Linked DNA regions of Homo sapiens: all the other regions are linked to region 1. A link is an interaction called in ENCODE POLR2A ChIA-PET data of the cell type or tissue named here. Cell type or tissue: endothelial cell of umbilical vein. All regions are shown on one strand. Each heading gives the region's core, and the rest is flanking DNA. Links, peaks and the distances in the headings are about the cores only.

Region 1 (5,666 bases), core at 1,667-5,666:
AGTTTTACAATTCACTTTGAATAGGACGCTAACTTATTACAAGTGTGTTATCAGAAGGACGATAAGATTTACAACTCCAAGAGTCAGCTTTGCGCCTTAATGACAATGGATGTTAAGAGGAGGAAATCTGTTCTCTATTAGAGGAGATGAGAATCCCTTCCCGGGTTTGGGGGCATTTACAGAGGCCTCCAGGACAGATACCAAGCCCTTTGTGTCTCTGTATGAAAGATTCTCTCTTTCCCCTTTGGCTATGAAATAGGGTCTCCTTGTTGGGTTAGCACCTTGCTCAGCTTTTTACCGTGTGCTTGGGATAGAAAAAACAGAAGGAAAACGAGATAGAATTGGGGATGGAGATAGAGGTGGGGTGGGGAGCGGTTCTTAGCCCTCTGGTTCCTCCAGTAGTACTACTTCCCGGTCTTTCTTTACCATACAAAAAATAGCTTTCCCCTAAACCAACACAGTAAGCAAACTTTAAAAAACTGAGGTCCTATTACAAACCAACGCCCAGCACTAACTGCTTTAAAATTACTGCATAATTAGATTTAGTTGAATTTCACCATTAATTAGGCAGCCGCACTGCAGGGAGCCTTTGAAATCTGAGAAAATGGGAAAAATCATCTGAAGCACGTTTTTTAAGCCCAACTTCAATAAATCTTGACGAGGCCTGGAATTCAGAGAGTATCCCAGGCGGCTGAGGGAGAGGGTTGTCCAGGCCGGGGCTGGGGATGGAGCTGGACGTGGCGGGGCGATATCCCATCCGCCCGAGAAGGGAGCCTGGGCCCGGATCCACTATCTCTGCAGAGGCCCTCAGAAGACCCTCTCTAGGAGGCCAGGTCTGTCCCACGGCCGCCCTTGCCCACTCTCAAACCTATTAGAGAAAGAGGGTCCTCCGCTGCAGTCGCTCTCCTGCCAGGGGCACAGTCCACGCGGGCTCACACATTTCTAGGGTCTGCGACCACCCGCCTGGAACCGGCCCTCAGCCCCTGCTAGACCCTCCCACCCCCCAATCAACCCTCCGCCCGGAAAGCCTCCTTTCCCACAACTTGGGCGTGCAAAAGCAGCAAGTTCTGCCCAAGTCCAGCGGGGTTCGCATTCCGCCCTCCCCACCGCGCCCCAGCTCCGCTCGGGCCCGCGCAAACCCCGGCGCAGCCCCTGCATTAATGAGCGCGAGAACTGACCGAGGTCTGTAAAGACCGTCCTCTTCCCATCCCCCTATACCATTCAAACATTTAAGATCATTTGCGGATACAGACTTTTTATTTTTCTAATTTGGTTCTTGGAAGGAGAGGGGACAGGAAATCAACTCTCCTGAATATGGGAGGGGGAGGGGAGAAGGTACAGCGTTACCAATATTTTCCTTACGAATTCTGTTGCTTTAATTAAAGAACCGAGGACCGGACTCACTTGCCAGCAAGAGTTTAAAAAAGGGTTTTCTGCCTGCAGACGGAATGGCCTTTAGCGCCCCCCGCCCTCCTTTTTTTCTTTTTGGTAACCAATGTGTTTTCTATTACCCGGCCCTGCCGAGCCTGGCAGCCCGGCGCTCGCGGTGCAGTGGGAGACGCCATGTTGGCTCAGCTCATAGGACCAAGTCAAAAGCGAGATTCGAGGCAGAGTTTCACACGCTCGAGCTCCCCCTGACCGCCCCCCGCCCCCGCCCTCGCCCCCCCCGCCTGTCGCCGCTTAATGCACATCCCAGGAGTGCAGCTCCGCGCGCCCGGCACCCCGGACTTTCCCGGGGCGCTGGCGGAATTCTGCCGCACGTAAGTGGGGGCGGGGGCTGGGGGGCAGGCACTTTCCCGTAGCAGCTGCCAACTCCAGGCCCCCGTCCCTGCAGCCGGCTAGAGGCTAAGCCTCGGACGTCGCCCGCTAACTTTGAGCCCCAGCTCCTCGCGGCCCAGGGAGAGCTAATGGTGAAAGGCCGAGGCAGGGCGACCGCGAGCCGAGCGAGCAGGCTGGAATCCCCCCCGGGCTCAATCTTCCCCCAGGTTTGTTTGAAAGTGGCGAGAAGCAGCGAGCGCCCCTCTCTCTCCTTGCACTATTGTTGCATTTCGCGTCTAACTGGGTTCTCTCACACCCCCGAGCGCCACGAGGAGGAGGGGGAGCGGGGTTGGGAAAAGAAATAAAGCGAGCTCAGATCAGATGAAAAAAAAAAAAAAAAAAAAACCCAGCAAGGAAAAAGAGACACTTAAAGGGAAAGAGTCGCCATGTTTAGCAGCTTTTTTAAAGATCTCGTCAATTTCACACAGAACGCGCTCGCTGGGTCCCAGCCCTCGTCTTTTGTCCAATTCAGTCGCAGCAAAGATCTTTTGTTCTAACTCAGCGTGAAAAGAAAAACTTTCTTTAAATGCAATAAACTTAAACCGAACTCAAGACTCTAAACAGATCCTCCTCCGGCCACTCTAAACATATACAAGGGGGTTTGTTTTAACCGGTTGAAAAATTTTGGGTCCTGTTTTTCTGCCTCGCAGACCCCAAGCTCATTGCTTAAACTTAAGAGTGCGAGAGAGATTTCCAACGTCTAGAACACATGCTTAAAGCATAATAAAACAGGGATTGTCTTTTGCTTTGAAAATCATAAATTATAATTTAATGCCAATAATAATTTACAACAAATGGCTGTTTACAATAAACTAACACAAAACAAACAAGGAAAAGGGCCTGTGTTTTACTTATTAGAGAAACTTCACACACTCACATGGATAGCACTTGCAAGAGGAAGAAAATCAACAACAACCGACAAAACCTCGAACTAAAGGTCAGCAATACTGTGCCGTAAGAACATACTTGTATTTATATATGTATATATCTACAGAAATAAGTGAGAGTCAGATGGAGAACTCTGCACAAATCAGATTTTACTGGTCTGCATGTATTGACTGGATCTGAATATTAACGTTTAATACACTTTACAAAATTATCCCTGTTCTTTCACCTCCCTCACTAGTCCTCCCCCCCCCCCACCAATTAGAATTAAACCACAACATGATGAAGTACTGGCGGTGGGGGGGTGGGTTGGAAACCTTGAATAAGAACAAAATTGCAAGCTCCCAGCACCGAGCTTCCTCCAAACCAGGAAAAGAGAAAGAGGAAAAATGAAAAAAAGACTCCAAAAGAAATAGTTACTACTTCCAAATCAGCACACCCTGTAAAGTTTCCCTCCTTCCTTCTTTCTTTTTCTCTGTCCTGCTTTCTCTTCCTTAATTTGGCTTCTAAGGACAAAGGATCCCAAGAGCAGTACAGATTGTAGCCACACAATCTGAAATGTCAAAATGTCGATGTGTTTTTATGTACATAACTCCAATGGAAAAGATTCCCTTGACCCTGTGGTCATGCTCTCACAGACTGAAGGTAAAGGGGGGGAGGGGAGAGGGAAACCAACTGCAAGTTATCATATATACATTAAAAGTAGACCTTTCAGTCTTAGAACCTGTATCACTGAATTTGAAACTCTCTCAACAACCACGCTAGAGTAGAATCACAGAATATTTTAAAAAATCGTACCTACTTAAGGAAAAACTCACTGCAAACAACTGTCCTCTAGTTACAATGCTGTGATTAGCTTGCTTGAACGATCTTCTGAGTAACTGTCAGAAATGTACAAAAGAGTATTTTTTTCTGATCATAAAATAGATACTGATCTCAAGATTTCTAATACTTTTTCACAATACCTTCCCTAAGCAGGCACTTAAGTGTGACAAATATAAGGGCCTTTTTTTTTTTCCTGGAAAATCCATTTTTAATTAAAAGGAGGATTAGGTGAATGGGGGTGGTTTACTATATCAGTATGGCACTTCCTAAACCATAGATAAACCATTAACTTCAGCTCCCCCCCCAACACACACACACCCAAATTAAACAGGCAAATACAGTAGTCCACCTTTGAACAAACTGACTGAGGGGAGTAAACAAATGCCCCCCCCCACCACCCCCCGCCCGGCCAGCTAAGCGAGAGCTCACAGGGGCTCTTCTAGATGTAAAGACAGTGAGTGGGGACAGCCAGGTTTCAGATATCAAATAATATTTTAATTTCTGAATACTTTCAATTTTCCTTGGAATATAACACACAAAGACTCGACCAAACAGTTCAGTTATTATAACTTTTACAGTATACAGAAATGTTGCACTTAAAAAAAAAACCTTCAGTTTTTTTAAAACACAAACTGTAAACTCTAAGATACTGAATCAATCACGTTACCTATAAGTGCCAACAGTGTTATTTTTGTCATGCTGATTTCAATGGTATTTTTTAAAAAGGGAAAATATCAACAATTATAATACAAAGGGTTTGCAAATATACAAACAGATATAGGATTTTCATAACAATTCAAGAACTAAGCGGGACCCAATTCAAATTACAAAAGTTCACTTTTTATTCAAAACCTCAGCATGTGTCTTGGACACATTCCTTGGCTGCCAATAAATTCCACAGTTCATTCTCTTTCTTAAAATATTTTTTAAAAGCTAGGTTTGTCATGGTTTCTTTTGGGGAGGGGCAGGGTAGGGGAAGTTAAGTGTTATATGTGGTTCCTCCAGTTCTCTAATTAGAGTGCTCGACTTCACCTAAAAATTTTGGTCACCACTTGTAAGTGCGTTTCCATCATCTTTGAGTTGCCTTTTAAAGTTTTATGTCTTCCTATGGTATTTTCATGGACTCAGTTTTAATTCTTGCAGAACATATATTTTAATGATACACAGTTTTTAAGAAGCCAAGATTATATCAAAACTTATTATAGAACCACAGAATAAACTGGTTTGGAACCAGAAAAGTACAAAAAAGAACAGCTAGAGGTACATAGACACAGGACAATTAATAATTTGGAAAAAAAAAAGACTTACTTTCTCCATTCTGCTAATTGTCTCCCAATCTCCTTAAATGCACTTTTAGCAATATTTTTCAAAAATTTACCAAAAAAAGAAAAAGACTAATTTCCTTTTTATACAAAAATGATAAGTAGCAAGTTGTTCTGACCGACACAGGAGTTTTTTTTTTTTTTTAATGCATTCTGTAAAAGTTCATTTGACAGTCTTTTTTTTTTTTTTTGAAATTCACAGTCCATTAAATTCTTCCCCTCTCTTCTTTTAGCAAACTTGTAACATCCTTTTATATCCTTTCTTAACAGAAGGAAATTAAGCAAACAAACCAGTCTTTTGCCTTTTCTTTCTCTGTTTCACTCCCCCTTCTTATTTTATTTATTTATTGAATTGCCATATACGGCCAGTTAAAACTGCTGCCGGACAGTAACATATCCCGGATGAGGGTTTCGATGGGGGTTTTACCTACCAAACGGACGAAAAACAATTGCTCTATGACTGAGGAGGAGACGGTGCGGAGGGAAGGGAGGCGAAGCAAAAGCTTTCCGAATCTCGTCGGCTGGTTGGGGTACTGGCTCCTAACGTATTCTTCCAAAGCACACTGAGACTTTTCCTGCAAGCTTTCCACATGGGCTACATCAGAGAGACCACAGGCATCTGGAAGAAAGTTTAAAAACAGAAGAAGAAGAAGAAGAAAAAGAAGAAGAAGAAGAAGAAGAAGAATTCAGTCATCAGATTAAGAGGTTTGAATTGGGTCACATGAGGTGTGTGCACAGAGCTCTGTCAAACTGCCCCAACCGGAGTTGGAGCAAATGTCTATGTACTGAAAACTTAAGGGGGGGAGGCGGGGTGGG
Region 2 (5,666 bases), core at 1,001-5,000, 65 kb after region 1:
TATTGCTATAAAATATTTTTCTCTCTCTGTTAGACATCTGGTTCCCATTACGTACAGTATTGGGTACTTGAGTTCACCAGCCATATTGCATACCAAGCAGTGTGCACGCAAAATCCCCACCGACATCCACCCGTATGCATTTGCACCAGGTAATTCTTTACATTTACAGACAACCCTTCTATCACCAACTTAATTCTTACCAATACATTTTTGAAGTTACTTTGCTCATAGGTATCTTAAGACCAAATTGCCTATATCTGAGAAGTGAAGAACTTCAAAATCCTGGAGTCTTTGCTTTATGTCATTGTACAACCCAACTATCTATAATCTGGCATTGAAGTCAATGAAACATCTAAATCTTAAGTCTATATTTTCTAGTAACATTGACCCAGAAATGAGAAACACAATATGGAATGTTTGCTAATGAGTCATGAATTTCATTATAATTGCTTCCACATTCAGGATAGCTCCCTTAAAACCATCTAATCTTGACATATCCTGCAACAATCCCATGTGTTGTAAATGATTTTGTTTTATTTCTTAGGTTACTGCTAAGGGCTTATTTTCTGGTTCATTTCATTTTCTTAAAACCACACACACATGTGCATGTGCACACACACATTCAGACATACACACCTCACCTCAATTTCTATTTTTTTGAAATAAAATAATTATGAAATAAAAAGGAGCCCTAATCATTTGGTTTGAAAATAAAAATAAACACATTTAGGGAAAAAGTTGAAATACATTCCATTTTACAGCTCTAATTCAGGTCTCTGAGAATTAAAGCCAGAATTAAGCAATGCCTAGGCAAGCAGTAGTCTGTACCCTTTGGAGATTTAAGAACCTATATCAGAATGGACAGACACAACTGGCATTCAGTACTGTAATGATGGAAAATTAAATACAACTTTAAAAAACTGCTCACTTTAGAAAGTGATCTATTAGCGTTGTACGACTTCAGCACTTAAAGTGACTGATTCTAATTGCAGGATTTGGCCAGTAGCAAGCATTAAAGAGCTGCAGGATCTTGTATTTTATTTCTTTTGGGATATTTTAACTGGATTTTCTCTGGAATGAAGCTTTATCCTTGCCACACAAAAGATCGTGTGGAAGAAATTTCTCTGTTCGATGGAACGAGAGGTAATTATAGTTTCTTCTTCTTTGATTCATGATTCAATACGCCAGATCCTAAGAACATTCTTGCATTTATTCTCCCCTTCCTTTACTAAGTAAAACTCTATTTTTACAGCTCATGGATATTATCCTGAAGGACTAAAGATGGATGCCCTTCTCTAATGAGCTTTAGCAAGCAGAGAGGCACTCTTTTCCTGCACCTGGTTATTTTACTTTGTCCTTCAGAATCTCTCCGGGATAAACCGGTGGGTCTGTAGGATGAAGCTACCATGCCATACCTTGAGCCGAACTTATTTTACATAGGTTATCACAAAACTACAGGGACTTCTGGGCAGGTATACTTCTTAGATGTACCTACTAATGAGTTTGCAGTTTCCAGAAAAAGAAGGAAGCGTGTGGGAGAATGTCATTCATCTTTGAATTTGACTTTAGGTTTATGACATCTACAGGCTATTTCAGAATTTTCATTTGATTGACTACAGGAAACTAATTAATTGAATAGGATTGGAAACTGCAGCTCTTTATGCTAAAAGAGTGTTTTTTTTGGGGGGGGTGGGGGTTGAACTTACATGTTTAAGCAGTTTAAGACATATTGAAATTTTACCTTAATCTGCCGTATGGATTTTTTTGTTGGTGGCTTTCAGATCTCTCAGGTAGTAGAAGAATTGCCTACCATGTTTCAGAGTTTAGATGTGATCACCTACATTGTTATCCATGTAACCAACAATGGGATCTTGAACATGTAATTTAAAACTCCAGCGCTACTGTAAACGCTAGCCTTATTTATTTAAAACATCACTCTCTGAAACTGACATTATTTTCTTAATAGGACAACACTGGGTAGAAAGAAGTTTAAAGGCACTCTCTGACTTCTTGGTGAATTTTTCACTAACAGTTCCCCGTTGCTCATAATTGCATCCTCTCTTCCAAAACCTAGAATCTGCAGAAGAGAGCAGAAATACTTGTTATTGACCTGAATTAGGATAAAAAGAAGAGAGAAGATAAGATCATAGCTGTTGGCACTTTGTTTATGAAAACATCATTTCGAAAATATGCTTGAATCAGGCAAAAGTAATGCATCTCCTTCCTCTCCTAGCATATTTTAAATGCCAACCTAGCCAGACAAAAAGAATAGTGCCCCAAATTAGGGCATTTTCTTTCCTGTATGCTAGTGTAATATATGATAACATCATTTAATTATTATTTGTGACATTTCAACTACATTTTAGATATTATAGAAATATATGCAAATATATGTAAAAGTATAAACATAAAAATCAGAAAGTGTTTAAAAATTATCACATTTTATTTTGAAATAATATAGGACTCACTGAAGTTGTAAAAATAATTCGGAGAGATCCCCTGTACCCTTCACCCGGCTTTCCCCAAAGACAGCATTTCACATAACCACAGCACATTCTAAACATTAGGAAATTGATTCAATATTGTTAACTCAGTTAGAGGCTTTATTCAGGCTTCAGCAGTTTTACATGCACTCTTTTCTGGGGTGTATAATAACATGTAGAAATGCATAAAACACCAGCGTTAAGAAAGCATCTCTCACCAATGAATATTGATGATATGCAAGATTCTCAGACAATGTGGTTTTACGCATCTTGTGATTGACTAAAAGAGAAGTAGAGCTGGTTGCATTTAGGAAGGTCCTTTATACCTAATTGCTTTAGCCATACGTTAATTAACTAATCAATTAATCAATCCGAATCAAGTGCCAACTATGAGCCAGCCTCTTTGATAAAGTGGAGACGCAAAGATGGAGGCATGGATTATACTCGCGAAGAACTCACAGGAGGAGATAGAAAATCAAATCAACAATTACAACACGTAGCTGCATACCATAACACAAATGAAACACACCAATATGACTAAGCACCTAAAAGTGCCCTGCACTGTATCAGGCATTAGGCATTAGGTGAATAAGATGCATGCTCTTCCTGTTCTGTGGAGCTCACTGCTGAGTGCAGGAGATAAGACCATTAATGAGCGATGACAGCAACGTGCTCTAACAGGGAGCTGTGGTTCGGCGTGGGTGGGTCCTAACCAGATCAGTGGGTCTAGGAAAGTGACTCAGGAGTGTGTCATGAGGTCAAGGCCAGCATCTCAAGACGCTCAGCATGACTACTTTATGGGTTCTTTGAACCAATCTCTGACTATTTTTCATGCAGACCCCGTAAAGCATCTTCTAGTTGTGCTATCGCATTTGAGCAGATGGCTTGCCGTCACGAGAGCAGTCAATGTTTCTCAGAACTGATTCAAAAGCTCTTTGAAGGCCGGACGTGGTGGCTAATGCCTGTAATATCAGCACTTTGGGAGGCCTAGGTGGGAGGATGGCTTGAGCTCAGGAGTTTGAGACCAGCCTGGGTGACACGGCGAAACCCCCTCTCTACAAAAAATACAAAAATTAGCTGGGCATGGTGGCATGCACCTGTGGTCCCAGCTACTCGGGAAGCTGAGGTGGGAGGATCAGTTGAGCCCAGGGGGTAAAGGCTGCAGTGACCACTGCACTCCAGCCTGGGTGACAGAGTGAGCCTCTGTCTCAAAAAAAAAAAAGCTCTTTGATATCATACCTGGTGTCAGATCTTCTCCATTCAATGCTGGCAGGCCTGGTGTTGGGCTCACATAAGACATGGGGTGAAGAGGGGTTTGCTTTCCCCCAGTGAAGGTGAAGTGTTTTCCTAGAGCATGGTTGGTTAGTTGGTGTTGGAAAAATATAACAGTTGTATTTTTCTTTCCTAACAAATTGAGGTTTCTTATTCAAAATGAGACAACACTATCACCCTCTAAGCTGCTGTGGGTCTTATCATCGGCCTTTCCTGCTTAGAACCCCTCAATTGCTTTACACTAGACTTAAGGTGGCATCCAAAATTCCTACCTAAGCATGTGGTCTACAAGGCCCTCTGTGATGTGGCTCTGCTCACCTATGTCTCATCACGTTCTGCTTTATCTCCAGGTCCTAGTGGTCCAAGCATGCTGGCCTGTTTATTATTTCTTTAACTTCCAAGCTGTTTCCTACTCCTGGACCTTTCCACATGTTTTTGGAAATGTTTTCATTTTTCCTGATACTTTTATCTATAACCTCATTCTTCAGGCTTCTATTGCAAGACCTTCTATGCTGAAGCACTTGTTTATATGAAGGCTTCACTGTAAGTTCCACTTTATTCTTACTTTTACTTTGTGTATTTATTATTGTATGCAATTTTCTATTCATTGGTGCGATTATATAATATTTATCTCTCCCATTAAACTGTAAGTTCCATGAGGGCCAGAATGATGTCATTTTTATGATTATCTCCTGAAGGCTCAATAAGCATTTGTTGAATGAATTATTGAATCAATGAAAACATGAATAAATGAAAGAAATAGTGACATATGCCCTTATTTCTTCTATGTTTAGGTAATGCTACACCTGAGATTTGGAAGTATCTATAGAGTGTTTTGGGATCATTTCTGGAGTTATTTCTTTCTCAAGTTCAGGCAGCAATCATTTTGCATAAAAATCATGGCTGGGCTGAGTGTGGTGGCTCATACTTGTAATCCCAGCAATTTGGGAGGCCGAGGTGGGCGGATCACCTGGGGATTGTGAGACCAGCCTGACCAACATGGAGAAAACCCGTCTCTACTAAAAATACAAAATTAGAAATTAGCCGGGTGTGGTGGCACATGCCTATAATCCCAGCTACTTGGGAGGCTGAGGCAGGTGAGGCAGGAAAATTGCTTGAACCCAGGAGGTGGAGGTTGCAGTGAACCCAGATAGCGCCATTGCACTCCAGCCTGGGGGACAAGAGCAAAACTCCGTCTCAAAAAAAAAAAAAAAAAAAATTCATGGCCGACATGATTCTGTGTACTTCAGTGGTTTCTGCTCTAGGTGTTTTATTGGTGAAGTTGTCATCTCAAGGCTACTCCAACAATGGGCAAACCGTAGGTTAGATGCCCACTGCTGACTGAAATGGTGGCCATTACTTTGCAAAGAATAGCCTAGAGCTGCTTTGCTAATCCCGGGGCTCTGAACGTGGCTCTTTGGTACACAGAGGGTCTTGAGCATGGGAGGTACCTTGGCAGACAGGTCTAGCACACAGTTTAAAATGTTTATATCTGCTGAATTCTAGATCCAAATCCTGTCTTCACTGGCTTCAAGAATCCTGTCTTCACTGGCTTCAAAACTGGGATGAAGGAGGCTCCTTAGTGGAGAGCAAAGCAAAGAGGTATTTGACACAGGGATAAAGGGATTGATAGAAGTCAGGGACTGTCTCCAGGGAGAAGTGATCTTTGAGCTGAATCTAGATTGGTGGTCAGGATTGAGTTACTCAGATGGACATACGTGACATGGTTTAAGAGTGGGCTGAGGGAATAGCAGTGCAAAGGCCTGAAGAGATGTTTAGTGAAAAGGCTCAACCAAATCTCTGGACATACAAAACCAACTAATGGACTGTGAGAAGAGTGGTAATCCCCCAGCCCTCGAATTTCAATTATGTAGATAATTGCTTCAATTTTGTGCCTGGTATGTACCCAGT
Region 3 (5,666 bases), core at 1,060-5,059, 280 kb before region 1:
AATTACCTGGGGCAATTTCCCCCTTATCACTGTTTCAGTTTTTCATCTATGAAATGAGAATAATGATACAAGGAGTTGTTGATAGGATGAAATGAGATACTGTATGTGAAACTGCCTTGTAACCTAAACAGTGCAATTCTTTTGTCATCTTTTTAATAAAAGCAAGAGAAAGAGAAAAAGAGTCCAATAATGAAGGAGAGGAAATTAATAGCATAAAAACTTAGGCTACAGTTAGCAACAGCTATTGCACAAAAATGTATTGCCAAGTCCACCACCCGGTTTGCTATGCTAGAGGAGCACTGGGATTCCCTTCCAGCCATCAAAATGCAGAGCAGGCAACAGCTGAAGTGGGAAGCAGGACCACGTTACTGTGGATGACTAATTATAATAATCCAAGGAATGTGATCTGATTACCGGTGCCTCATGGTTCCCTTGTATTACGTCCTCTGACTCTTACAACAGTCTTATGAGAAAATAAGTGTCTTTAGTCTGATGTTCACACACAAAAAAAAAAACCTACAGAAAGTTTAAGTTTCTCCCCCACCATCCTATTAGAGAATTTTTTGTTTTATTAGAAGCACATCCTCTTCTTTGCAATTTTTCTTGCTCTTGTCGTCCAAGGAATCCTGGTGGTATTAGAAGCCTGGGAAGAAGCCATACTTAGGCCTAATGACAGAGGAAGGAAAGAAAACAGAACAGAACAAAGTCAGAGCCAAGAGTTTCCATGTCTGGTAGTGAGTGGAGTCTTCAGTACCGACATGGTCCTGGCAGGGGCTGAGGGTCCTTGCTTTCCTGGTTCTTCTAACCTGGAAGGTTCCTCATTATTTCATGACTGCACTACAACCAAACTTCAGCCCGCATCCCTGAAAGAACAGGGGACTGCAGGGAATGGTGGTCTCTCATGTTCTGTGCTGTTTCCATGTTCCTTTTGCATGCCCTGTTGGTTGGTTAGATAGGAAATCCAAATCAAAAGCCACCTTGTACCTGTAGAAGTTGGCATTCTGGCCAGTTTGGAAGTTATGCCAACCCTCTGTGAACTGGCTTAGTGAAACTTCCCAGGTTAATAACTGCTCAAGCTTGGGCTTAAAAAGGTGTCTAGAAAGCATTTCTAGCCACACAAATCTACACTATGAATTCCTACTATCTTATGTAACCAGCTACAGGGAAAAATCCCAACATTAAAAGCTCTTTTTAATGTCCTACCAAACACAGTTTGATTGGAAGTTTCTTGAGTCCAGCTCTATGGATATTTATCCACGAACTTCTATTCCCTAGAACAACAACCAGAATAAAACTGAAGTTGAAGTAAAGCATTTTCTGTTTTTGCAGCCCTCTGGCTCTTTTGACACTTAAATTATAACAAAATAAGACAATTTTAAAGTAATATGTGTGACTCACTATAAATGTGATGATGTGTGCTTCAGTTTTTTTAATGTTTATTATTCATTCTTTCATATAAAACTACTTAATATGGAAAACCAAACATCGTATGTTCTCACTTAGAAGCGGGAGCTAAGCTATGAGGATGCAAAGATATAAGAATGATATAATGGACTTTGGGGACTTGGGGGTTAAGGTTGGGAGGGGGCTGATGGATATAAGACTACATATTAGGTACAACGTACACTGCTCAGAAATTACCACTAAAGAACTTATTCATGTAACCAAAAACCACCTGTACTTCAAAAATTATTGATATTAAAATTAAAATTAAAAAAATTAAAAACCTATTTACAAACCCAATGCTATCTTGCATTCGAAAATATTATATATTAAACAAAATAAATTTTGATAAAAGCTATTTTCTCATCTTTATAATAATATATTTACTGTTGTGTTATTTTATGAATGATACTATTTTAATAAAGTTATTTGCATTCTGCCAAAAAAAAAAAAGCCACTAAGTGAACAACTTCTATATGTTAAGTGCACGCTGGATGTCAGGATTTATTGTTCAACTCTCTTTGGCTCCATGGTATTTTCTGGCATAGAATTTCTATTAAGGTAAACTATGGGGGTGGTAAGAAACTGATTTGATGCAGGCGGTTTTTCCATAATGACACCTATCTTGATAATTCCCAATGTTCAGATTTTAGGCTTGTGGGCAAATACTCAGTTTTCTGGGCTCCATTAAAAGATTTATTTTTAGGTTGGAGGAAATGAGGAATTTTTATAGACATAGAAGTTGTAGGGAGCTTTGTTTTATTTGTGGCGAAAATATCATGCTGAAAAAAATATAGTGGCCAATACTTATCAAAAGAAAGAGAACTGATGAGAAAAATAATATAGAAAGAACCTGCATTTCTATATTATCCAAGCAATAATTTAAGATAGAGAACATATTCAGTGCTTCCCATGATTTTTCATTATCTTACAAAGTTTAAAGATAATTTCTTCATATCTTAAATGTTGATTATAACATTTAACTCCTTTTTCTCTCAATTTTGACAGATATACAATTGCACATCATCATGTTGAAACAGTATTTTAATGTACAACTAAACATACTTCATTTAATGGCTAAGGAAATAAAATCTAGAAAATTTACAGATAAACTAGTATTACAAGTCCAATAATTCACTCACAATGGATTCTCAAGAGAGAGTGATACAAAATGAACATTATGCACTATCTTATCTTTATTTACATTTGTCAGTTTTGCTGTGCACATGACCTGAACACTTTTTGCCCCTAAGAAGCATTTGTTACCTTCTCACTTGGAAGATCAGTGACTTTTGCCCCTTCTGACCATCACCCTTTCCCCGCAAAAGGGAACTGAACTCGGAAATTCACCTTTCTAATTAATACAGACAGTTGCATGGTTTTAATAATAGTCTTCACATCTCTCTACTTGTCTGGAAGCCTCCAGAGGGCGGAACATAACAGTTATGGTTTCTATCGCCCCTGTTTTCATTCCACCTGGTGGTGCTTAGTAGAAGCTCCATGATGGCTGTCAACAATTGAATACATTTTATCAAACATTTTATATTAAATCGAGCTGAACTTTTAAAAGCCTGGGAGTTGCTATGACGTAGGAGTCAGAGGCTTGGGCTTACAGAACAGACTTACTTTCAAATCCACAAAATATCTAATCTTAGTTGTGAGACCCAGAATTAGGAGACATGACTTCAATCTCACTAAGCTTGTTTCCTCATCTGCAAGCAGGGAATAATACGGATCGTCGTGGGGATGAAATTAACTCAGATAAAGTGCTTAGCATAAAAGTTACTTAGTTACTTACTTTAACTCTTACTGTTATCATGATTAAATAACTTCTCCAATATTGTTTTAGATAATTGCATTTTAATGAATGTCCTTGGCTTTGGATAGCTTTGTAAAGCATTTTCAAATCCAAGTTCTGGAAATAACATGTCACCCTTTTTTTTCCCTTCCAGATTATACTTAGTAGTCACCTAAGAAAAGAACTAATCAGCTATTTGAGTCATGATATATAGCAATTCGTATAATCCAGGAATCTCTTATTCTAGGAATTAAATATAATATTTATTTTCTGAACTCTTTGCTTTTTAAACCATTCTTATATTTTAGTTGTTAATTGCATTAAAATTTAAAATTTTTGAATCATTACAGTGATGGCTAAAACTACACAACTAAAATAGTCAGAATATTTATTTGTAGAAACCTGGCGATTAACTTCCTGGAAGATATTTATATAGAAAAAAATTATGTGTTTTATTCCAAAAGAAAACAGAACAACAAATGAAAAGTCTTTAATGGGATGTTATTTACATGCTCTTTTTTCTGTCTACTTTTTCAAAACAAATGTCCCTATTATATGAATTAGCCCATCAACGTTAGCATAGGCAGATAAATAAAATGTATGCAAATACCAAAGATGGGTTGGGAAGTCCTTTGGACTGCTCTTCTTTTTTTTTTTTTTTTTTATTGAGACGGAGCTCACTCTGTCGCCCAGGCTGGAGTGCAGTGTTACCATCTCGGCTCACTGCAACCTCCGCCTCCCTGGTTCAAGGGATACTCCTGCCTGGAACCTCCGCCTCCCTGGTTCAAGGGATACTCCTGCCTCAGACTCTCAAGTAGCAGGGACTACAGGTGCACGCCACCACACCTGGCTAATTTTTGTATTTTTAGTAGAGACAAGGTTTCACCATGTTGGACAGGATGGTCTCGATCTCTGGACCTCGTGATCCGCCCGTCTCAGCCTCCCAAAGGGCTGGGATTACAGGCTTGAGTCATTGTGCCAGCCCTAGACTGCTCTTCTACTATGAAACCTCTCAAAAGGCCATTCATCTAAACTGCCTCATCCACAATATTCTCAATGACAGGACAGAACAATACCATCCTAGTACTCACCAAAGCTAATAGTTTGACAGTACTCACATTTTATTGATTTCCTGGATTCTTCTGTTTGGGGAATGAAATGCTACTGACCTAAGTAGGTATTTTCCATCCAGGCATATGACAGACAGCTACTGTAGACAACATCTCAAAAGAGGACTATTTTAAAATACACCCACCTGAAAAGTACAGGTCACCAAAGTGTATTTCAACTGTAGGTTCTTTACCAAATGTGCATTTTTAATTCCTTCCCCCCAAAAAACACATTTTAGCTTTTCTATCTTTTCTATCAGATGTAGAATGAATATAATAGTAGCATCTATCCTTGAAGGATTTTTGTGAGACTTAAATAAAATAATCCTTGGAAAGTACTTATTCCAGTGCCTCGACCATTGTAAGCATTCTGTAAATATTTTCTATTTTTAAATGTTACTATTTTATAATGAATCTAAATATCCAATTTCAGAGTAGTAACATATTAGTTTGAATAAATGAATTATAGACAATAACACTGATAGAGAATTTTTGTTACTTTTAAAAGATTATAAAATTTTGAAATAGAATTAAAGCTCCTGTCTAACTAGAATTACATGGTACACAGTTATTTTTTAAAGCCATCTTGGTTTTCCCCTGAAAAAAAAAATCACTTTAATTTTTATGTAAATATATGAAATTGTGTGAATAAATAATATGTGAAAATCAGAGAGACTGAGGAAATGATTGACATCTGGATTACTAACCCATTTTCATCATAACTTTGGAAAGATTATCAGAGGTATAACATAGGAGGGCAGCTCATAACTTTCTCAAGAAATTAGGACAGTGAAAATGATCTCAAATTATTACAAGAGATTTGAATATATTCGTGCTGACCTCTTATCAACAGCATTATTTGGGAACAAAGCAAACCACTAGGAATTGAATCTTCAATCTTTCTCTCTTTCTCTCTTTTTCACTAAAGGATACTATAAACAAGAATTTGTGTTCATTTACACAGTACTGAAAGCAAGAGATGGGGAAGAAATGTTGGAATAATCTCGCTTTTTAATATATGTGTTCAAATGGGGAATGTTTATGATTCTACCAAAAGGAGTACCAAGTAAATGATGCAACAGTGCTGTGAAAACTTTAACTCAGCTTTCTGACCATTTGATTTATTTATTTTCTGACCATTATAATTTATTCTCTAAACAAGATCTAGCTAAAAAATAAGAAAAAAAGAACATCCAAGTAAAAGATTTGTGTTATGATGGTTAAAAAAGAGCAGAATTAGAATCAAGCCAACACTTTCAAAGAGTGGGACATTCTGCAGACACACTGGTCCATTCTGTTGAACAAGTCATGGTCAC
Region 4 (5,666 bases), core at 937-4,936, 210 kb after region 1:
ATTGTAGTGTGGTGAAATAAAATTTTTATTTAAAACCCAAGCTGTCTGTGGGCCCTTCTGCCTTCTGAGAAAAAGTTCCCTTGGAACAGGGAGTGGCAAGATTTATATATTGAAAAAAAAAAAAAAGCCAGTCTGTTTGCTATTTCATTCCAATTTGAGAAATTGCTGGTGATGGTTTGGAGGGTATAGGGGAAGATGAAGAGTGTTTTCAATGTGAAAACTTAAGCCAGTGCTCTCTATATTGTTCAAATAGTGAGAGCAGGTTTAGCAGAGACAGTAATGTTAATGTCTTTGGGTCCGTAATAACAGCCCAGTAGGATAATAGGTCAAAGAACCGACATTCTCTGTGATAACAGGAAGGAAGGAGATCCAGACCATCCTGACTAACATGGCGAAACCCCGTCTCCACTAAAAATACAAAAATTAGCCTGGTGTGGTGGCATGCACCTGTAATCCCAGCTACTTGGGAGGCTGAGGCAGGAGAATCCTTTGAACCTGGGAGGCGGAGGTTGCAGTTAGCCGAGATTGTGCCATTGCACTCCAGCCTGGGCAACAAGAGCAAAACAGCATCTCAAAAAACAAAAAAACAGAAAAACAAAAAACAAATACAGAAACAAAAACCACTAGGCACGAAGACAGTTGCAAAGGTGAGGCCTGGAAAGAGGGTCTCATGAGTATTCGTGGATCCATTTGTTTCTGAGGCCCAATTGCTTTCTTGTAGTTGGATAACTATTTTGAGAATGAAGAAAAATTCTTTCCAATCCATTCCCATTTTGTCAATTTAGTTCAAGATAGGGTTGTTCCTATTTTGAGAGAATTGTTCTTCACTGTGCCACATGTAATCCTTTACCTGGAGTGCCTTCCCTCTCTTGACTTCTTACTGACTCCGTGATCCTGTGCAGGGAGGGCGCAGTGTGTATTCTCATGCTTGCATTTACATGGGCTCTGATTTTTTTCTTTTTTTCTACATATGTGGCATGGATAATTTGATAGAGAATCTAATATTTTTACAATAAGATAATACTGAATCTATCTTTAATCTGAATCTTTGCTCAATAAGAACATATGAGAGTTGCAAAAAAAAAATGTTAAAAAAGATGGAAGACCTAAATCCACCTTGAAGCATAAACAGTGGTGTTACTTTAAGAAAAGCACGTGGCAGCCCTAATAACGTCTGTAATAGTATAGAAAAGCACCTCCACGTCTCATTCTTTTAGACAATATGGTCCAGTGGGAAAAGTTTTGGCTCTAAAGAATACTATTCTCTAGCTTCGTGATATGTTCATTCCACTGTTCTTGATCTCAATCGGAGGTTCTGCATAATGGAATTCATAATTTTGTTCTATCAAACCTGCAAAACAGTACCAGCACCTATAGATAGCATGTTGTAGAAAATGGCAAGAATATGTATAAAAATGGAAATGGATCCTAACCATCTCACCTTACTTGCTCCTAGAGAAGTCCAACAGGTGAGTTGGAATAATTTATTTTTTCTTCCCCAGTCATACAGGACTAGTTACAATGGATGCACTTTTCTGTTTTGTCCAATAGTAAACAATCTGAAATGTAACTTAAAATACAGTTTTCCTATAAATTATAAAAAGTTCTGAGAAAAACTCATTTATCTAATGGTCACTGGATATCCAACACTGTGCTGTCAAGGGTTTCCTTAGCAAGAGGTGATCAAATCAGGAAGATAAACCAAGTAGAAGTGAAACCACTTTTGACCAAAACCTGTGTCTAACTGTATATAAGATGTTGATCAGGATGTGTTTGGCAGCCAATAGAAATGTTAATTCAGCTGGTTTAAATGATTAGGACTTTTATTATCTAATATAATAAAGTTTGGAGGTAGGACGGTAAGTATCTCTGAGTGTGGCTTCTTCAGCAGTTCAATGGCATAATCAAAAATTGAAGACTTTTTTTTCTGCTCTGTTATTCTCAAGGTGATGGTCTTGTTTTCCCAAGCTGCTACAGAGCTTCTGCAGCTCCAAGCATGACCACTATATTTGGCTGCTTAAAAGCATAACAAGGGCAGAAATCATAAAGGCTTTGCCCAGAGGGCCTTGATTGTCCTTGCCTTCTTGTCCTTTGGTGAGAACTTCATTGGTGGTGGCTCCAAAAATCAGGAGACTTTCTGTGATGAATTCACCATAAGAACGTGGGACCCAGCCTCCCTTGAAGGACGTAAGTACCCAATATCTGAAGAAAATTGAGGTTTTTTTTTTGTTTTTTGTTTGTTTGTTTGTTTTTTGAGACGGAGTCTTGCTCTGTCACCCAGGCTGGAGTGCAGTGGCGTGATCTCGGCTCACTGCAACCTCTGTCTCCCAAGTTCAAGCGATTCTCCAGTCTCAGCCTCCTGAGTAGCTGGGATTACAGGCATGTGCTACCACTCCCAGCTAATTTTTATTTTTAGTAGAGATGGGGGTTTCACCATGTTGGCCAGGCTGGTCTTGAACTCCTGATCTCAGGTGATCCACCCACCTCGGCCTCCCAAAGTGCTGGGATTACGGGTGTGAGCCACCATGCCCAGCCCCTCCTGGCTTTTGTATAATTGCGTTTGATTCAGCTATAGGGTCTTGTATGATATTGTTTATACAAGTCAGCTGCTTGGTTCCATTTTTCTTTTCTGTTCTCCATTTGGTTGGTTTTATAATGTACAAATTCACATCCAGAGTGTATATATTTTTTCATCTAGTAAATGGATAAACTTATTGTGAGATTTTATTAGACTTTTTTGAAACTTCCAAAAATTTTCAATTGCATTTACTGCTTAAAGGAATAATTTGAGATATAACTCAAATCAGGAAGTACTCTATTTAAGAGAGATTCATATTAAATATTTTTGGTAATGCTTCATAAGGGAAATGTAAAATTCTACTTGATTTAAATAGTATTTGTTACCTTTCAATTTTCTCAGCTGCACTTTCTCAGTTTACACTCTAATCTTTTACCTGGACAATTCCAGTTGCTTCCTAACTGTGCAATGTACACATCCTGTTGCTGACCATGGGAACTCTCTAAAGCACAAATATGATGCTCTCTTCCTGTTTGAACTTTCAATCGAGGTTACTTGCAAAATCAGCTTCATGGTTCTTGGTCTAATGCCTGAGACCCTGGCTGACCTTGCAACTACCTTCCTTTACAGCTTCAAAAGTTGCTACCTCAAAAAAACCCTCCAAGTTTTGGAAAAGTACTTTAAGGATTAACCTATTGTAGGCATGAGGAGTTGTCTGTGGTTCCCCAAACATCCCATGTTCTTTCAAGTTTCCATGCATTTGCACGTTCTGATACTACTGTCTGGATTATGATTTTCTACCTATCCTGCCTTATAGGAGAATTTATGTATTTCTCAAAATGCAAATGTTCTCTCCTCAATGAAGACGTGCTAAAACTCGTCTTTAGCCCATTTCCAAGTAGCCAGCAGTTAATACTTTTGTAACACTGTGCATGTATTTCTAGTACAGGATCTAGATCTGTACATTGCATGTACCTTTAATATAAACTCTAACCCCCACATTAGATGAGACTTCGTTGTCAGGGCCTAAGGCATGAGAAAGAGAACTGGTTAGCAGGCTGTCAGTAGGAGATAGAAAGCTAAGCAGGGTAGTTCTTCTTTGTGACTTTTGAAGACACTGGACAAGTAGATCTGATGAAGATAGACTTGGGTTCAAACCATGGATTGAGCATCATGCATTTCACTCACATTATCACTTTTACAAAATGCCCATATCATATGATGGGTATTTCACTCATATATCTCAGAAAAATCTATTCTATGGTTTGTGGAGGTAATAACTGTTTTAGAAGCAGAATTTTAATGCAAAATTGATAAATTCTTGTATGCAAATGGTAATATTTAAAGAATTTCCACCATTCTCCACACATTACTGGGACTGGATAATTATCTGAAAGGCAGATTCTGGTTTTGAAGGTCTAGACAACAGCATAGTAGACTTTCTTTTTAGTGCTTACTTTGATTATCATTGGCTATCTAACATTAATGTAAATAAGAAATATAAAAAATGAGAAAACATGTTTGTTTTATTTTAGGGGTAACTGAAAGTATCTTTTGAAAGGGCAGTTTAAATATTCCCAACCTTTATATTATTAAAATACACTGTGGTGTCTTTCTCTTTATACTCTGAGCTTGTTGGTAGCAAACCCATTTATCTTTATTGTCTTCCTAACCTATAGTATACTGGCTTGCATTTATTATCCTTCTGATATGAGTGTTTCTGGATCCCACAAAAACATAGGTTGAGGTAGTTTTGGGAGACAATTAAGCAAACGAAGCACACCTCTTCTGCTGGGCTGCAGTTGGATGATCCCAGCTCATGCATTTGGGGAGCTGGTGTAGTGATACAAATTTTAGAGCCAGAATGCAGGGTTTGAATTCCAGCTCCGTTACTTACCAGTATGTGCTACCAGGAAAGTCATGTAACCTCTTTTTGCCCTGATTTTGTCTACCATTAAGTAGGGATAATACCAATTACTATCTCTAAGAATCTTGAGAAGATTACATGTGTTAATACATGTAAGGTGCTTGGAACAATGTCTGACACATCATAAATATCATCGAAGTGTCAGCTCTCACTTTATTGGTTTCAAGTCTTCACAGTCAGCCTCCTTTGTCCTAAGGTCATGCTACATTTTGTATAAATGTTTCTTATGGGACAAAATGCTCCTGTCTGTTTAGGAGTGTGGGTGTGAGTGTTTAAAGACACTGATGACTTTTGCCCTATAATGGAAATTCTCTGCACCAAAAGAGCCAGAAGATTGCATTATACATTTATAAATTCACATCAAGTAAAAACAGAGAGGGAGATGGATCCCAAAGGACATATTATCAGAATCGGGCTCCAGATGGAGAATTTATGTGATTTGATATAAGTTTAAATACAGAGTTGTTTTACTCCAAAGCTTAAGAGGAAGGAATCGTTGTGGTCATTGCTAGTTATATTAATGGAAGGAGTCTTCCCCATTTTTAAAACTTAAGTGATGGTAACTATTGGCAGAATTTGTCATTCATCTCAACCAGGTTTCTAACTCTTACTCTTAAATTCCCTCTTTTAATATTTATTTTTTAAAGTTTTTATTATGCATAAAATCTATTTTTTAATAAGTTGAAAAGAATTGGAGTGGGAGGAAATCAGAGCTGTCATGAGAACTGGAGAAAATGGGTGTGGGGAGGGGAATCTGTAGAGCACAGGTGCCAGGTGTCCTGTGGATCTCGGCCACAGCCATCCGCCCATCAACTCTCCTGTATTGTTTCTGACTAATGGAGCAACCTATTCACTTTTTTTTAATCATATGAGAAAAAGGATGCATGGAAATTCCACAATCAGTGTCATTGAGGTCAGACGATAAGCAACTTTAAGTTTAATGAGAAACTTCTACATCAGAGGCTTTATTTAATTTGTTTTGTTATTTTGTCTTACTGTGGCTTCAGAATTTCACCCAGGAAATGTATGGAAGGTTTAACAATACCATGTTAAATCAGTAGATCTACATGATCTTTTCAGTGGAATAGAAGAAATATGATCAGGACTTGGTGGCCCTAAATTAACTTGTTTAAAAACAGGATTCTCAATTTGGTTATGAATTTTCTTACCTCCAGTGATGTGCTGGGAAGCGTTTAACAACTGACACTTTGGAATAAAGCC

The links. Peaks named below come from ENCODE experiments on the same cell type or tissue, not always from the same donor. Only the 100,000 strongest peaks of a DNase experiment are listed, where the experiment ranks them.
Region 2: POLR2A ChIA-PET joins it to region 1 with 5 read pairs; 13 of 35 experiments call an interaction of 5 or more read pairs at or near these places.
Region 3: POLR2A ChIA-PET joins it to region 1 with 5 read pairs; 2 of 35 experiments call an interaction of 5 or more read pairs at or near these places.
Region 4: POLR2A ChIA-PET joins it to region 1 with 5 read pairs; 3 of 35 experiments call an interaction of 5 or more read pairs at or near these places.

Annotation. Positions count from the first base shown.
Region 1 is chr15:96,337,151-96,342,816 of GRCh38, reverse strand. It overlaps NR2F2 (nuclear receptor subfamily 2 group F member 2), which reads right to left. Exons shown (of 3, transcript NM_021005.4): 3 at 2,559-5,469. The coding sequence ends at 5,195. Among named protein-coding and RNA genes, the nearest start is that of SCDAL, 2.9 kb to the left of the region's middle. RefSeq lists enhancers at 417-936, 937-1,457, 1,458-1,977 and a silencer at 1,723-2,017. In endothelial cell of umbilical vein, for the core only: no CTCF peak of the experiment used is centred there; DNase peaks (open chromatin) are centred at 2,766, 3,366 and 4,017; H3K4me3 peaks cover 4,000 bases; H3K27ac peaks cover 3,951 bases.
Region 2 is chr15:96,271,394-96,277,059 of GRCh38, reverse strand. All of the region lies in intron 2 of NR2F2-AS1 (NR2F2 antisense RNA 1), which reads left to right. LOC124903584 (a long non-coding RNA gene) reads right to left here. Exons shown (of 2, transcript XR_007064801.1): 2 at 1,907-2,077. Among named protein-coding and RNA genes, the nearest start is that of NR2F2-AS1, 53 kb to the left of the region's middle. RefSeq lists an enhancer at 2,656-3,855. In endothelial cell of umbilical vein, for the core only: no CTCF peak of the experiment used is centred there; DNase peaks (open chromatin) are centred at 2,099 and 3,179; H3K27ac peaks cover 2,767 bases.
Region 3 is chr15:96,620,140-96,625,805 of GRCh38, reverse strand. No RefSeq gene overlaps it. Among named protein-coding and RNA genes, the nearest start is that of SPATA8-AS1, 160 kb to the left of the region's middle. In endothelial cell of umbilical vein, for the core only: no CTCF peak of the experiment used is centred there; no DNase peak of the experiment used is centred there.
Region 4 is chr15:96,128,343-96,134,008 of GRCh38, reverse strand. NR2F2-AS1 (NR2F2 antisense RNA 1) reads left to right here. Exons shown (of 5, transcript NR_125738.1): 4 at 1,947-2,187. All of the region lies in intron 1 of LOC112268156 (a long non-coding RNA gene), which reads right to left. Among named protein-coding and RNA genes, the nearest start is that of NR2F2-AS1, 200 kb to the left of the region's middle. In endothelial cell of umbilical vein, for the core only: no CTCF peak of the experiment used is centred there; no DNase peak of the experiment used is centred there.